Regions from separate parts of the Homo sapiens genome. Here region 2 is linked to region 1. A link is a loop called in an ENCODE intact Hi-C map of the cell type or tissue named here. Cell type or tissue: heart right ventricle. All regions are shown on one strand. Each heading gives the region's core, and the rest is flanking DNA. Links, peaks and the distances in the headings are about the cores only.

Region 1 (8,987 bases), core at 3,298-7,297:
CAGAAAAGACTCACAAGGAGAGACAGCCATGTGATGACAGGAGCCAAAAGCCAGGAATGCCAAGGACTGCCGACAGCACGAGAAGCTGGGGAAGGGAGGAAGGGTTCTCCCCATGGGTCTCAGAAGTGCATGGGCCTGCCGACACCATGCCTGTGGACTTCCAGCCTCCAAAAATGTGACAGAGTTTCTGTTGTTTGAAGCCACCTACTTGGTTAAGGCAGCCCTAGAAAACTCATCTAAGGGGGAAGCAAGCAACTGAGGAATCATAAAACCCTCCCGATTCAGAAGCAGCACCAAATAGCAAAGAGAAAATGCAGTCACGCACCACATAACGTTTCGGTCAATAACAGATCACATAGAAGATGCTGGTCCCATAAGATTATAATGGAGCTGGAAAATTCCTATTGCCTGGTGATACAGCCATCAGAGCATTGTTGCACTGCAACGCATTACTCACATGTTGATAGTGAGGCTGGTGTAAAGAAACCTACCATGCTGCCGGTTGCATAAGAGTCTAGCACACACAATCATGTACAGTACACAATACTTGATAATGATAATTAACAACTATGTTACTGGTTTCTGCATTTACTGTACTATATTTTTATCAGTATTTTAGAGTGTACTCCTACTTATTTCTTTTAAGTTAACTGTAAAATGCCCCAGGCAAGTGGTTCAGGAGGTATCCAGAAGAAGGCACTGCTGTCACAGGAAATAACAGCTCCATGCGTGTATTACCCTGAAGACCTTCCAATGGGACAAGATGTGGAGGTGGAAGGCAGTAATATTGACAATCCTGACCCTGTGTAACCCTAGGCTAATGTGTGTATTTGTGTTTTAGTTTTTAACAAAAAATGTTTAAAAGGTAAAAGAAAAAAATTAATTTTACAAATAAAAAAAGCTTACAGAAGAAGGATATAAAGAAAAATATTTTGGTACAGTTGTATAATATTTGTGATTTAATCTAAGTGTTATTAAAAAAGAGTCAAAAAGTTAAACAAAATTTAGACATTTATAAAGTTAAAAAGTTACAGTAAGCTAAGATTATTATTGAAGAAAACTATTTGTTATAAATTGAGTGTAGTCTAAGTGTACTGTGTTTGTAAAGTCTACAGTAGTGTACAGAAATGTCCTAGGCCATCACATCCACTCACCACTCACATCCTGAATCACTCAGAGCAACTTCCAGTCCTGCAAGCTCCATTCATGCTAAGTGTCCTATACAGGTGTACCTTTTTTATCTTTTATACAATATTTTTATTGTATCTCTTCCATGTTTGCATAAACAAATACTTATTGTGTGTGTTACAATTGCTTGCAGTATTCAGTATAATAATATGCTGTACAGGTTTGCAGCCTTGGAGCAATGGCTGTACTGTATAGCCTATATGTGTACTGGGCTACACCACCTAGGCTTGTGTAAGTGTACTCACTCCATAATGTTCACATAACAAAATCACCCAAAGATGCATTCCTAAAAATATATCCCTGTCATCAAGTGAGGCATGACTGTACATGTTACGCTTAGTGTCTTAGTCCATTTAGTGTTGCTAGATAGGAATACATGAGGTTGGGTAATTTATAAAGAAAACAGGTTTATGTAGCTCACAGTTCCACTGGCCAGAAGGTTCAAGACTCGGCATTTGGCGAGGGCCTCAAGCTGCTTCCACTTATGGCAGCAGGTGAAGGGAAGCTGGCATGTGCAGAGATCACATGGTGAGAGAGGAAGCAAGGGTGAGGAGGCAGGCTCTTTGTAACAACCAGCCCTCATGGAAACTAATAGAGTGAGAACTCACTCACCAACCCACAGAACATTCATCTACTCAAGTGGGATCTGCTCCTGTGACCTAAACATCTCCTATTAGGCCCCGACCTCCAACATTGGGCATTAAATTTCAACATGAGATTTGGAGGGCTCAGACACCCAAACTATACCACTAAGGAACACAGTGGCTTGGTTAAATTGGAAAAATGAATACAACTCCCTGAGGCCCTCAGAAGAACCTTCCTTCCCAGAAGAAGCTGGACATTCTAATTCAGGTCCTAAGCTGGGGAAGGACCATGAGTGGGAAAAGGTAGGAATTGAGGCTTTTTTCTCCCTTTTTACATGTTAATACAAAGCCCTGCCTCCTCCATCCTGACCCCCCTATCTCCTCTCTGCCTCCTATGCTTACAGAAAGGCACTAGATGCAGTACTTTCATGTCTACCACCTCATTTAATCTTCATGACAATGTGTGTGGCAGAGGAGGCGGCAAAAATTCTCATTCCCATTTCACACACGAGGAAACTAAGGCTCAGTTGGATCAGGGACTGCCCAGAGAGGAGATGACCATCCTGAAAAGAACTTCAGCTGACAAAGCAAGAGCAAGAGGTGAAGAGCAAGAGGCTTTCAAAAAGGTGGGAGGGAAGATTTCTGACTGAGGGGCTTAAGACCCTCCATGAGGGGATCCCACCCTGTGCCCTGGGGACAGGAATGCTAGTGTCATGAAGCTTCGGTAAAAAAACCCAAGCGGACAGGGTTCAAGGAGCTTCCAGACAGCTGAACATGCTGAGGTTCCTGGAGGGTGGCACCCACGGAGGGCATAGAAGCTCCACACCCTGTCCCCCACCCCTCACCCCACGTGTCTCTTCATCGGTATCCTTTGCAATATCTTTTACAATAAACCAGTAAACATAAGTAGGGGTTTCACCAAGTTCTGTGAGCCGCTCCAGCAAATTCATCAAAGCCAAAGCGGGGGTTCTGGGGACCCCAACTTGAAGCTGGTGGGTCAGAAGTTCCGAGGAGGCCCAGACTTATCATTGGTGTGTGGGTAGGGGCAGTCTTGGGGACTGAGCCCTCAATCAGTGGGCTCTGACATTATCTCTGGGTAGACACTGTTGGAACTGAATTAGAGGATACTCAGCTGGTGTCTCTACTTGTGTGCTGATGATTGTTGTGGTGTGAGAACAAAGAAAAAACAGAGAGTTTTCCCTACACACAGCCCAAAATACTATCTTAAAAAAATTTTGAAGACAGGTTAACCAAAGGTTCTGGCAGCCATCCATGTCCAAAACAAACCAAATGTGTTGCCCGTAAAACATTTGCTCTTGAAAAGTAGTCCCTTAGCCAGGCGCGGTGGCTCACACCTGCAATCCCAGCATTTGGAAGGCCGAGGCAGGTGGATCAGCAGGTCAGGAGATCAAGACCATCCTGGCTAACACAGTGAAATCCCATCTCTACTAAAAATACAAAAAAATTAGCCAGGCGTGGTGACACACGCCTGTAGTCCCAGCTACTCGGGAGGCTGACGCAGGAGAATCACTTGAACCTGGGAAGTGGAGGTTGCAGTGAGCGGCGATCGTGCCACCGCACTCCAGCCTGGCAACAGAGTGAGACTCCGTCTCAAAAAAAAAAAAAAAAAAAAAGTAGCCCCTTGACTTTTTTCAGTTGTTCAGGTAACATCACTGTAGACACAATCTGTAGATTCTTCTACTGACTTTTTACATGGAAATAGTTAATATCTTTGGGGAAAAAACTAAGCACATTTTCCAGGCTGGAAAAGCCAAGGCTTCAGCTTTTGCATTCTGTCTCCTTTTGTGCTTCTCAATCTTCAAGCAATCCTGTGTAACCGTATGGCCTGTCCTCAACTAGCATGCTGTACAAAGTGCGTTTTCCTGATTCTGGGCTTCGAAGAGTGCTTGAGAGGTGGGGGCATTACACACTAATGTCCGAGGACATCTGATGACTGGACAAATCTCTTCCCCAAAGCAACACCTGACAAGAGTAAGGAAGTCAGAGCCAGGGCGGAGTGGCAGGTGTCCAAGGTAAGGACAGGACTGAAAGGGTTAAGCTGAACAGCACTGATGATAAGGAACTTGGGTGGTGAGCTCCCGCTCTAATCGGCTGCCTTTTCCATGTATTTTAATCTTTCTCTTTCTGAAAAACACCCAGTCATTGGACATCAGGAGAACCTGACTTCATCTTTCCTGCCCCTTACAGCCACAATCTGTTTCTACCCATAGAACATTTCTGACATCAAACACATGGGTGTCTTCCACCTCAACAACCAAGTCTCCAACTCTCCAACAACAATCGGGTGTCCCAGAATTCAATTCCATTTTGACCCTAACTACCCGGAGTCACAGACCCCACAGGTCAGGGGCTCAGCCCCACAAGTCTGCCCCCATTTCAGACACCAAGCATAAGTCCCAGGCCTCCTGTGCTTCTGACTGACTGGCTATCAGTGGGGTTTCTCACAACCCCCTCTCCGGTTTAGTAACTTGTGAGAACGGCTAGCAGAACTCTGTGAGAATGGCTGGCAGAACTCAGGAACAGTTTATGGCTATTACTGGTTTATGATAACAGATACAACTCAGATCAGCCAAATGGAAGAAATACACAGGGCAAGATTGGGTGCACAGAGCTTCCATGACCTCTTGGGAGGCGTCACCCTCCCCCAGCTCCTCAAAGTGTTCACCGACCAGAACCCTGTCACTTAGGGGTTTGATGGAGGCTTCGCTGTGTAGACATGGTCGATTAAATCATTGCCCACTGGGGACTAACTCCCTCTTTCGCCCTTCTTCCCTACCAGGAGGTCTGGGATGAGGCTGAAAGTCACAACCCTCTAATCACAGAGTTGGTTCCTCTGGCGACCAGCTGGCACTCTGAGGCCAGCTAAGAGCCCACCAAGAGTCATCTCATTAGCATAAGCCAAGGTATGGTTGAAAGGAGTTTATGGTCGGGCACAGTGCTCACGCCTGCCGAGGCAGGTGGATCACCTGAGGTCTGAGACCAGCCTGGCTAACATGGTGAAACCCCGTTTCTACTAAAAATACAAAAAATTAGCCAGGCGTGGTGGCGCGTGCCTGTAATCCCAGCTACTCAGGAGGCTGAGGCAGGAGAATCGCTTGAACCCAGGAGGCGGAGGTTGCAGTGAGCTGAGCTCGTGCCATTGCACTCCAGCTTGGGCAACAAGAGGGAAACTCCATCTCAAAAAAAAAAGGAGTTTATGATGAAAAACAAAAGATATTCCTCTAACCTCTATCACCCAGGAAATTACAAGGGTTTTAGGAGCTCAGTACCAGGAAATGGAGGATGAAAACCAAATATATATATTTCTTATTATATCACAATATCATACCCCTAGAACCTGCAGCCAAATTGTCCGGCACATATACTTGGATACCTACCAATAATCATTCTGGGGAAACCATATCTACAAAATGCCATGCCACATTTTGTCAGCTTGAAAATATTAAACCCTACTGAAAAAATGTAAGGTTTCTTCTTCAGATTTAAATGTCTACTTATTTCAAAATGAATTAGTAGTTCTCTGGGTTTCATAATGTTTAATTCATTAATAACTACAGCTTGAGAATTTGAAAGGAGATTGCTTCCAGGATAAAATTAAATATAAAACTCTAAGCAGTGATTCATGGCTGTTCCTATCTAAATTACTAATCCATGTGACAAACCTGGTTGGCAGCACAAAAAACGCAATACTATTTGTCCCCCATTGCCTTTATAGACTTTGTTGAATTGTTTTTGCAAACTTCCTAAATCCAAGTACTAGATAATCCCCTGCTAGCAGCTTCCATCCCGTTGTGGAATTTAGTTTAGAGTCTCTGTTGCCACAGAGAGTTTCACAATGGACTAATACTTTGTACCTCAGAAAAGAATTTTCTGAACATTAGAGTTTAGACATAGAGCCCAATGGACTTCCAAGGAAACTCACTTTAAGTTGAAGGCAAATATTCCCATGACAGCTGTCCCAATCCCCAAAGAAACCTACAAAAAATCTGCTCAAAAACATTTTTTTAAATGCCTATTTTCTTTTAGTTTGCAAGGAAGGCTAGTCAGCTGAGTGTCAATTACATATCTCCCTGTTAGAACAATCAGGCACTAGAGTCATCATGTTGTCCAACAGATGATATAAGGCTTCTTAAATTTCACCAAGCCCTGGTTATTCTGCCTCCTAAAATTTCTCTCAGGTCTATTCCTCCCACTGCCTGGGTTCATTCTTATGTCTGCGTGGAGGAACAGGCAGGAATATTCCTGGCCATATACTCCCACCTCCAAGGGAATTTGGAGGGCTGAGTGGCACAGGGCCCCACCCCCTGTGGTAACCCCTGCCCAAATCATCACAAAGCCCAGCAAACTAGGTTCTCCCTGCCTCTCATCTCTCCCCAATACCAACCATCCAACCTACTGCTTCTAGACAGCGAGTCGGGCCCAGGTAGCCCCACGGATGGCTACTCCCCACCAGATGCCTTATACACGGGGACTCGTTTATCCTCAGGACAACTTGAGGAAGTCACCCTCATTGTCTTCTTATTACACACCAGGAGCTGGCAGCAAAGATGTTCAAACACTACCCCAAGCTACAGAGTGAGAATCTGCGAGGACAAGATTCACATCCACACTCTCGCCCGCGTTTCTGTGCTTTGAGCCACCTGATCATGCCATCCCATGGCTCCTTAGTACCAAGAGTGAGGCCACACACCCCAGCAGGGCCTACGCATCCTTTGGTGACTTGGCTACATTTCCAGCCTCATCCAACCTATGCCCTCCATCTGCCCTCTATCTCCATCAGTTACTTGCACATGGTATTCCCTGTGCTTCTCCTCCATGTCTCCTCTCCCTGCTGTGTGCTCCTACAGTGACATGTTCATCCCTTCATCAACCATTCACTACTTCCTCCCAACATTGGTGGTGACACCGGGGGTGTGACCTCAAAGCAGCAGCTCTGGCTTTCCCCTACTTGCCCGCTGTCCCCACCGCTGAGCAGCACATGACAAGACAGCCCATAGCTTTGGCACCAAGGAATGCATTAAGGCAAATCATCAGTGAAACTTTAAAAAGCAAAACAACACAAAAAAAACAGACTTAGGGGCTTGTCCCAAAATGACTGTTAGATCCCTTATAAGCTGGGGTGGAGGGATGGGAAGGGCCTTATGTGGGCTTATTAAACACTGCACATCAGGAATTTTTTTTTCTCACCAAACATCAAACATTGCAATCAAGTGAGAGGAGAACACCTAGATGCTCGCCAGCTGAAGTAGGAAGAAAGCCTGTGGCAGATTTTAAATCAGCAAGAGGTGGGAACTCAAGAGTTACCCATGCATGGCAAATACAAAGAGATTGGGGACCGGGTGCGGTGGCTCACACCTGTAATCCCAACACTTCGGGAGGCAGGTGGATCAATTGAGGTCAGGAGTTCAAGACCAGCCTGGCCAACATGGCGAGGCCCCATCTCTACTAAAAATACAGAAAATTAGTTGGGTATGGTGGCATGCTCCTGTAGTCTCAGCTACTCGGGAGGCTGAGGCAGGAGAATCACTTGAACCTGGGAGGCAGAGGTTGCAGTGAGAGGAGACTGCGCCATTGCACTCCAGCCTGGGCGACAGAGTGAGACACCATCTCAAAAAAAAAAAAGAGATGACAAACTGAATCTTCAGCTCAGTCTGGTTTTTATAGTTGTTTCCTGGGAGGAGGGGGAGCAGGGGCAAAGAGATATTTGAAAGGAGTTTGGTTGTTTTGTTTTTTATTTTTTTCATTTTAAGGAGGGAGAGCACCCACTATTGATGAAACTGTTATGGCAACCCCCAACCCAGGGTGAACCGTATGTAAACCAGGCTGAACTCTCCACATCGCCGGCCTCACCATCCTGGGATACAATTCTGACTATAAACTCAGCATCAGATAAACCTAGATATTACCAGCAATGCAGCAGGAAAAATAAAAATAACAACTGAATTCACAGTAATCATTTAAAATGTAAAATACTGCTCTTAAATCCTATAAAATGGCCACGAATGTCCAGTGCACACTAATTCTATAAGGAACCCCCACTGTACTATAAAAATACACAAAACGCACATAAAAATACAACTTTACTATTATGTAAATTTAACCTTAAACAAATATGCTAGCTAACACAAACAATATATTAAATCAATTTTGCTCACCTTCTTAGAACTTAACGAGCCTCCTAGGGGCAATTCAGATACCCCAGCTCCTCACTTAGAAAGCTGTCTGAGGAGATTCATGGTAATGTGTGCAGCTGGGCTTTTCCTGGCTCCTCTCTCCAGTCATTTTCCTCGTAGCCAGCACAGGCATTCAGAACAAGTTACCCACTGTAGAGGTTGGCCTTCGGGTGTTGCTGTAGACTTACAGCATATATCTGTGTTATGTTTCAGGGATGTTTAAAAGCATGTTAAAAATATGTCCCAATATTTCTCTTTTCCTCCTAGCTTATTCCAAGTCTCAAGAGCAGCTACACTGCTCAGTATCAGTTCAGAGACCACAGGACAGAGGTAAACCCAGCCCAGCCACCCCCAGCTGATCCTGCAGGGCACTGGGAAGCCACCAAGGTCATTAGAATAAGTACAGGTTTTAGGTCGGGTGCAGTGGCTCGTGCCTGTAATCCCAGCACTTTGAGAGGCCAAGGCGGGTGGATTACCCAAGAGTTTGAGACCAGCCTGGCCAACGTGGTAAAATCCCGTCTCTACTAAAACTACAAAAATTAGCCGGGCGTCATGGCAGGCACCTGTAATCCCAGCTACTCAGGAGTCTGAGGCAGGAGAATCTCATGAACCCGGGAAGCAGAGGTTGCAGTGAGCCAAGATCACCCATTGCACTCCTGCCTGGGCAACAAAAGCAAGACTCCGTCTCAAAAAATAAAAATAAAAAAAAATAAGTACAGGTTTTAGAAGGAACTTCAAAGTAAATGAATGTCCAGGAAATGAATGAAAAGCATAAATCAGTAGTGTGCCTTGTAGTTATGTGGCAGAAAGACAGAGCAGGGAAGCATGTAGTCAAGTCAGGAGCAGGCATTACAAAGGCAACAGTGCAAAAAGACCAGCAGCATCCACACATCTTCATAGATGACTTAAAATCAGATGGACAATAAATTGCCTATACTTGAGGTTCTTAGGGTTCCCAGTTTCATGATGAGAGTAACTAAAAAGCATTCACCATTTGTAAGAACACAGGTTTTTATAAGCA
Region 2 (8,987 bases), core at 2,854-6,853, 61 kb before region 1:
GCCCTCAGAAAGGAAGAGGTAGCCCTCATTTACATCGTCATTGTCCTTTCTAGTATGAGGTTCATATGCTTTGGACAACAAAGTTCTACCTGGGTTAGACACATGGGCTAGAAACACCTACACGTGTGAGCGCACACACACGTAGCAATGCTTTGCTGAGACCTCCCAATATGCCAGGAACTGTCCTAAGTCTTTTATTTGCCTTAATTATTTTAATCCTCACAACAACCCTCTAAATCAGCTACTATTACTATCCTGATTGTAATATGAGGAAACTGCTAGCTTTATTTTACTTTATTTATTTTTATTTTTTGAGACAGAGTCTCATTCTGTCACCCAGGCTGGCGTGCAGTGGTGCCATCTCAGCTCACTACAACCTCCGCCTTCCAGGTTCAAGTGTTTCTCCTGCCTCAGCCTCCTGAATAGCTGAGATTACAAGCACCCACCATCATGCCCAGCTAATTTTTGTATTTTTAGTGGAGACGGGGTTTCGCCACGTTGGCCAGGCTGGTCTCGAATTCCTGACCTCAGGTGATCGGCCTGCCTTGGCCTCCCAAAGTGCTAGGATCACAGGTGTGAGGCACCACGCCAGGCCAGAAACTGCTAGGTTTAGATCCTTATACAGGTCACCTGATATAATTGGTATTTTAAAAAGGCAAATAGAAAAACATAAGATTTAAAACCTGTTGTACAATGAAGGTGAATTATATTTAAAGTGAACATTTCACAACTACATCTACAAAAGTTTACACCTTCAAGCTGGCCTAAATCATATTTTGCTTTGTTTGTTAGGTCTTCTCACTGGGAAGATAAAGTATCACCTCGTAATTTGGATTATTTTACGCTTTGGCATATGCCGTATTTACTGAGCACCTACTATGTAGAGAAGACTATGTAGAGAAGACTGCTTTGGCAACTGTTGGGAAAACCAGTGATATATATCTGATCTTGCTTTTGATCTAGTTACAGTCAAGACTAACACATGCTCACACACACTCAAATCTTTCCCCTCCCAGTGCCAAGATGGGGTGAGGCAAGGGAGACCCCTGAAGGAGTGAGAGCCCCCTAAAATGTTCCACCCTAGGCGCCTTGCCTGCCTCACCCCAGCCCTGCCCCCTGCCTCTTAAACCCGTACCAAGCAAGCACCATCATTGATACAACAGAATGGAGTATAATCATGTATTCAAATTAATGGACTATGGGGAAAATGCACAGCATCTGTAGATGGTCAAAGTAATAGGGCGGATAGAGCCTTGACATTAGTTAATTCTGATTAACAACCCAGTTGCCAAGCTAGTCAGCCTTGAGCACGAACATTTTGAGGAAGAGGAAATGATTTTATTTCAGGAAGACAGCCGAACAGAAACAGCTCATTAAAATGGGTTTGATGGGCGGGAAAGAGAAAGCGAACTATTCCCCACAGCAATTGCAAGACGCTAAGTGCAGAAAATGATGAGATCTGCCAAGAAAAAAGACCCAACCACGCCGAATATTCCAAAACCGTTGGTGCATCTGAAGCCTAATGTTACTAAATTGTCTCAGCAGACAATATGACTTAGACACTCATTCATCCAGCAAATATTTACTGAGCAGCTATTACTCTCCTAGGTGCCGTGGGATGCAGTGGTGAGTGGCAAGAATGGATAGATGAAGTCTATCAGTGACATTCCAGGCAGGAGCAGGGGGCTCTCTGCTGCCAGTGGTGCCGACTTCAAAATATCTCATAGGAAGTCTTCCCCATTTCACCCCACATTCACTAATTCTGCTTCTCTGCAAAATTTACTATTTAGTCCATCCTATATTTTATAAGCAAAACATCACTTACATAAACAGAAGTCATTGTAAGATTAATAACCATTTCCATATAAATATACAAAACTATCAATATCTTCTTTGTGAAGGACTGGAGAAGCTGGACTGAAACTTAAGGAGGTACAAACATTTTACATAGGAATGAAGTTTACCTTTCCAAATGTGGGTGATGAGGCAACAATATGGGATTTTTAAAAAAGTAGACAGTTTCTTGGTTGTCTGACATAAAGCTAGAAAGAAGGTGTGATTTGTCCTAAATGGTTGGGGCAGGGGGTATAATTTAATAGGAAACTTAACCAATGCACATTGGGATCTCATGTGTTTAAAGTACATAAAAACTGATAGAAATTTATAGAACATGGATAGTTCTTGTCTTCACTATATCCTGAGCATATTTGAAAGTAAATATTATAACTATTGATTTTATTCCATGAAATTGTATTTCTATTAAAATGATGTTTTATGAAATGGAAAATTGCTTTGTTTCTCATTTATATGTATTGCCCATGTTCATAAATTCCTGTTTTTGTTTGCCTCATCTTCTAGGGAGTGGTTCTGAATGCATGGCCCTCTGCCCACTTGGGAGGGCCAATAGGTTTTACTAACAGGTTGCCCACCAATCCCAAAACTTCTTAAATGCCTGAATGAGACCAACTCATTAATAACTGCCTACAGATGATTTGCTAAATTTTGCAGTTTTTGAACCAAACGAGTGGTTTTCAGAGCTTAGAGAGTTTAGCAATTGCTCCAATTCTGTATTTTGCTAATTCAATATTTTCCCAACATTGCTAGGCTCCTACTGCATGTGCAAATAGTTGAAATTCCTACAATTTGTGGGAAGGATACTTATTATCAGTACTGTCTTGAATTGATCATGTTTTTCTTAATTGCTGTTCTTCTTGCTTAATAGCAAATTATTGTTGGTTTTGCTCATCATTATCAGTTTAGTTTGTTGTGGGTTATTTTTAGCCCCATAATATGTAGTAATGAATATTTATAAATTTTTAGACTATAATTTTCTAAAACTAGACTCTGATATGTATGCACTGCATTTAAGTATGATTCATCCATACCCTTATTGCTAAAGCAGATGTATACATATTTCCCCCATAATTTGCTCATGTGAGAAAATTTCATTGGTAATGCGTGCAGTACATTTTAGCTTGCGAATTACTTACAATATACCATCAAGGTAAATCTAATATAAGTATTGGGTTATTTTATGTTTACATGATATTGTTTTAAAATAAAAAACAAACCATGAGCTAATAGTTCAATCTTCTTATGTAAATATGAGCACTTAATTTATAGGCTGGTTGGTTGGTTTGCTTTGGGCCAGCCTTTGATTATCACTTCAAACCAGAAACGAAAGGAGTAAGTCAAAATAGTGAATTATCATTCAAGGCCAGTATTCCCCCAACTGTGTTCTGCTAGACATCAATAGACATTCTGCAAATGATGGATTCTTTACTCAAATAAATTGGGAGAAAGTGATACATATTATGTTCCCATTTTAGAGATTTCCAGGGCCCCTTAGCATATTGTGATGGTTAGTTTTATGTGTCAATTTGGTTAGACCATAATACTAAAATATTTGGTTAAACACCTTTCTGAATGTTGCTGTGAAGACATTTTTTAGATACGATTAACATTTAAATCAGTAGACTTTGAGTAAAGCAGACTGCCCTCCATTATGTGTGTGGGCCTCATGCAATCAATTGACGACCTTAAGAGAAAAAAGACTGACCTCCCCCAAAGAAAGGGTAATTCTCCCAACAGGCTGCCTTCGGGCTCAAGCTGCAGCATTATTTTTCCCCTGGGTCTCCAGCTTGATGACCTACCCTGCAGATTTTAGACTTGCCACAGTCCACAATCCTGTGAGCCAACTCCTTAAAATCTCTCTTTCTCCCCTTCCCCACCCCCACCCCCAACACACACAATTGGTTCTGTTTCTCTAAAGAACCCTGACTAATCTACATATTAAAGGCTCTGAAAAGTTATGCAATTAAAAAAAAAACAAACCTGTTTAACCTAGTATTTTCCCAGCTTATTTAATCACAAAACATTTTTCATAAAATACCTACTGTTAATAATATCTCAAAACACAGCTTGGAAAATGCCCTTTTCCAGACTATACCTTAGACAGAGGTTTATTTGCAGCCTGTGTCAGCAATATTGGAGTCTGAATCTGTCTAATTCAGAAACTAGTGGCACAAATATTGGAATAAAAGATTCTACGCATTGTTTTCTTCTGCACAGAGCATAGGCAGAAGAAAATAATTACATGTTATATGAACATGATGAAGTAAATGTCCATTGCAGAGCCAGTTTCCCACGTATTATGTCTTATGAAAAAGTATCTACCTATAAAATCAACCCTATAGTTGTGCTTTTGTAAAATGCTCTTCTTTGGGTATCTTAGTCTGTTTGGGCTGCTATAACAAAATACTACAAACTGGGTGACTTATAAGCAAAAATTTATTTCTCATGGTTCTGGCAGCTGGGAAGTCCAAGATCAAAGTGCTGAGAGATGTGGTGTCTGGTGAGGGCCCGTTTCCTGGTTCACACATGGTGACGTCTAGCTGTGTGTTCACATGGCGGAAGGGGCAAAGCAGCTCCCTTAGGTCCCTTTTATAAGGTCATCATTCCCATTCATGACAGCCCTACCCTCATGACCTAATCACCTCACCAAAGGCCTCACCTTCTAATCACATTATCTTGGGGTTTAGCATTTCAACAAATGAATTTGGAGGGGGACACAGCATACAGACCATCGCAATGGATATTCCTGGGGACTGGGATGTCACACTGAAACATCATCAGTTGCAGTGTAATTGGCACAAGACAATGTACAAACAGCAGGGAGGCTAACAAGAGAAGTCAACTTACCCCAGAGAGAAGTCTCCATGCCCTATGCCTCCTTTTTCTCTTGTGATCCCTTCTTGAGTGTGTTTCCAGAAATGTTCCTCACTGATCCCAATTCATCCCTTAGCTCTTATCCTAGAAGCCACTTTTTCCAAAACGCCTTTTCTGACTCTGCTCCTACCCCAAACCCATCAGGCAAGCCCATCAGGCAAGCCTTCCATCTGTCTTCCTTGTTACATGCATTCAAATCCCCTGCACCTCTGCACTGGACCTGGACATTGTTTATTACCAATGCCTGTCTTTCCTACAAGACTCTAAGGTCCACGTGAAGTCAGGGTTCAGAACATGATACCGCAATGTGTGGCAACTTGGCATACTGAGTATTTTAAGCTGAAGGAAATTGAGAAAGCTTCAAAAGCAGGAAGGTCTCTCTGACCTTCTCCACCCTCTTTCTCTTGAACTGGGCCATAGAAACTAGAATTCCACCTGCCCCTTCTTCTCTGAAGCGGACCTTAAAACCTAGGAAGCTCACTCTCTGATCTTCTTCCTCCTTTCTCCCCTGAAGATCCCCATGTGACAGATGTGTCACCCTATAACCAGAGAAAAGAAATGGCATGCAGGGATGCCAGGAGGAATCTGAACAAACAGGTCCTACTAAGTTCCCCCCAACCCCCAGTTTATTACCATAAGATCAGATCCTTTTGTCCTCCAATTATACTTCTGCATGACTGTCCATAAAAATAATTTCTTCTCAGTCTTTGGGTCTTATTTCTGAAGGCTCCCATGTCACATAAAACTTATATTAAATAAATGTGTTATGCATTTCTCTTATTAATGGGTGTCAGCCATGAACCTTGTGATGGGTGAGAAAAGAAGTTTCTCTTTCTCCCCTACACGGTCAGGGACTGTTCCCACTTTGCTCATCTCAGCAGCCATAGTGACTGGCCATCATGGAAACCCTCAGTGAAGTAACAAAAGGTTGAAGGGGCTTTCCTTCTCCCTAATTTTCCTCATGATTCCATAGAAATAATCCTTTCTTAGCTGGGTGCAGTGGCTCACGCCTGCAATCCCAGCACGTTGGGAGGCCAAGATGGGTGGATCACCTGACGTCAGGAGTTTGAGACCAGCCTGACGAACATGGAGAAATCCCCTCCCTACTAAGAAAAATACAAAATTAGCCAGGTGTGGTGGTGCATGCCTGTAATCCCAGCTACTTGGGAGGCTGAGTCAGGAGAATCACTTGAACCCAGGAGGCGGAGGTTGCAGTCAGCTGAGATTGCACCATTGCACTCCAGCCTGGACAACAAGAGTGAAACTCCATCTCAAAAAAAAAAAAAAAAAGAAGAAGAAGTAATCCCAAACCAGAGTGTTTTCCTGACCCCTCTTTTAAGATCTTCACCCTCTTAACCTTGAAAAAAACCTATGCCAAGAGTCCATGAAATGTTCACATATGCATGTGTATACACACACATCCCCACGCACGTCTGTACCTTCACTTACTCTTGCAAATAATAAAAACAAATAGGCGTGTGCCAACACAATAGTGTAAAGAGGGGATTCAAGGAGCAGTAGTTCTGGGGAGTGAGAGAGACTGAATCCAGTTACAGCTGTGTCATTATATGGGTCAAGTAAAATTGTGCAAAAGTTTTCAAATCTATAAAAAGAAAAGCAGATATTCAGTCTTGATTCTAGAAACCCTTCCCCTTCTCCCCTGCCATTTACGCAGCCTAGTGCTATATTGTGTACACTGAAAATGGGTTTCTCTTCCAAGAATTATCTCTGAAAACAAAAGCATTAAGAAAAATAATGTATTGGCAGGTAGACGGGCTTTCATTTCAGGAAATTTGGCGGAGTGTTGGAGGGCTGTGTTTGTGGAAGGCCTGAGGGTGAGGATGGCATGCAGTGAATGCCAGACCTGGTTACCCTCTCTCTCTGCACCTTCATATCCCTCTGCCTGATCTTCAGCTACTCACACACATTCCTCCTCTGCAGGGATCCTGGAGCTGGCATGGCCTCATCCTCTCCTTCCAGGCCCACATCCAGAGGCATAAAACCTGTGCCACCACCAGTAGTGTCATCTGAAGAGGTTGCCAGTGTGTCTATTCCCAGGCAAGATGCACCTATAGGGCTTTCCCAAGACCCCCTCTCCTTCGCTGTGTCCCCATCAAGTCTACAGGTGAGTCTTGATAACATAAGACTATAGATACATTGGCTCCTGGCATGAAGGAGTTAAGACCTGGAGAAGTCAGGGTATCTAAATGCCTTCCTTAAATGCCTCTCTGCCTTCTTCCAATCAAGTCCTTCTGTAGCTGATAGAGAGGTTCAAGCATGAGTAACCAACTCTAACAAAGAAATTCCTACCCACCCACCCACCTCTGCCCCATGCTACTTGAAACCAGGGAAATTCACAGATCAGAAAAGTTTAAATATGCCAAAAAAATTTTGCACATTTAAAAATACAGACTAATACAATACTCCTTGCTTTTTTGGTATAAGAAGTGGGTATTGAATCACAATAATGCCTCTTATTTATTTAGGAGACAAGGTCTCACTCTGTCACACAGGCTGGAGTGCAGTGGTGCAATCAGGCTCACTGTAGCCTCAAACTCCTAGGTGCAAGCGACTTCCAGGCTCAGCCTCATGATTAAACTAGGACTACAGGTGTGCACCACCATGCCTGGCTAATTTCCTCATTAATTTTTGTAGAGACAGGGGTCCCACTGAGTTGCCTAGGCTGGTCTCAAACTCCTGGCCTCAAGTGATCCTCCAGCCTTGGCCTTCCAAAAAGCTGGGATTACAGGCATGAACCACTGTGCCTGGCCACATCTCACTTTTAAAACTGTGGGGATTACTTTATAATTTCCCAGAAAGCCAGAGCATGCTTACACCTGCACCCATGCATATCAGGTCATTGATAGCCCTTAATTAGGAGTAGGGTACCTGCTAAACTAAATTGAAATTCATTGATATGATCCAGTTATCAAAAGACAGGATGCTTTTTATCAAAAAAGTCTCTCCAAAATACCCTATTCATGAGAACATTAATTGAAGGACACCTTTCCAGGCTCAGGGCCAAGAGGCCAAGTCACTCTACCCTACTTCACAGGGGCTGCATGAAGTTGTTCTGTATACGGTGCAACAAGTTGTTCTGTATATGGTTCACTTGGGACCTGGGGCATGCAGCACAATTTCTAAACACTGGAGGATAAAGGAAGGGCCACCAGAAGAAAACCCAAGTTGCAAAGACAAGCTTGGGCTTACTCATTAAAGATGTGTTCTTTGGCCTCTCGGAGGAGCTACTTGAAAGTCACCTCCACTTAAAATCCTTGGCTCAGGATCTTCTTACTGCTTTATCACCCAAGTCTACTAAAATCCTTAGAATAACTGATGATGAAAATCTCAGCCAATTTTTTTTCTTTTCCTGGGGTTAGGAGGGGGGAAAAAACCAATACGTGAGTCTATTTGAAATCATTTTATGAACTTTAATCATAGCAAATGTGTTTTTACGGTAGTCATAAAATCAACATTACCACATATACAAAGGACAAGACACCAGTTTGGCATACAAAAATACCATATATTAAAATTGGGTTCATTGGAAAACTCAGGACTGGCTAAGACACCATCTATAACAGAGAGAGCAAGCAAGAATGCTTTTAAGACATTCAGATTTATAAACAGCAGCTTGATATCCCCTTTACGAAGTCAATATTTGGCAACATTTGGACAATATTTTCTACACAGCCCAGCAGCTCATTTATCTGTAGGGCTATTTGGCCCTTAAAAAAAAAAAAAAAAAAAAAAAAAGCTCCTAAAATAAATAATCCACATAATTGTAAATGAAACACATCAAGGATTTGAGTTAATAGCCTCTGAGCAGCATTAATATAGCCATTAGACTGGAGTATTTGTTATCAAGAGGGCCAGAGAACCCACCGCTAAAGCCGTAGGGTGGGAGGAACCCTGGATTGCAGCTACATGGCTTATGTAGGGAGTTTGTAACAGCCCCAAGCTGAAACCAGCTTCTACACCCATGACTGTTGAGTGAGGCAAACACAAACAAGTGGTGAAATGAAAAAATATATGACGGCAACCAGGATATATAAACTGAAATATTCTTGAACTCATTTTCCCAACAGTACTGACATACTCAAGTCAGGATAGATCCACAGGAACAGGCCTTGCATTCCATGGTTAAGAGGATTCTAGAGTCTGTCTGCACTGACGTGGCAACCAACTCTAGAGCGGACTCTGAAATTGCCTAGTGTGCTAACAATCCAAACCACGAGCATAGGATAGGGTGATAGGGA

Evidence for each region. Hi-C counts contacts between places; a loop is a spot of excess contacts. Peaks named below come from ENCODE experiments on the same cell type or tissue, not always from the same donor. Only the 100,000 strongest peaks of a DNase experiment are listed, where the experiment ranks them.
Region 2: it touches region 1 in a loop (2.1-fold over the local background); 1 of 110 quality-filtered maps calls a loop at or near these places.

What each region holds. Positions count from the first base shown.
Region 1 is chr18:61,860,049-61,869,035 of GRCh38, forward strand. The region is part of intron 1 of RNF152 (ring finger protein 152); the gene reads right to left. Among named protein-coding and RNA genes, the nearest start is that of RNF152, 28 kb to the right of the region's middle. In heart right ventricle, for the core only: no CTCF peak of the experiment used is centred there; no DNase peak of the experiment used is centred there; H3K27ac peaks cover 1,828 bases.
Region 2 is chr18:61,799,929-61,808,915 of GRCh38, forward strand. It overlaps RNF152 (ring finger protein 152), which reads right to left. Exons shown (of 2, transcript NM_173557.3): 2 at 8,139-8,987. Among named protein-coding and RNA genes, the nearest start is that of LINC01544, 56 kb to the left of the region's middle. In heart right ventricle, for the core only: no CTCF peak of the experiment used is centred there; no DNase peak of the experiment used is centred there.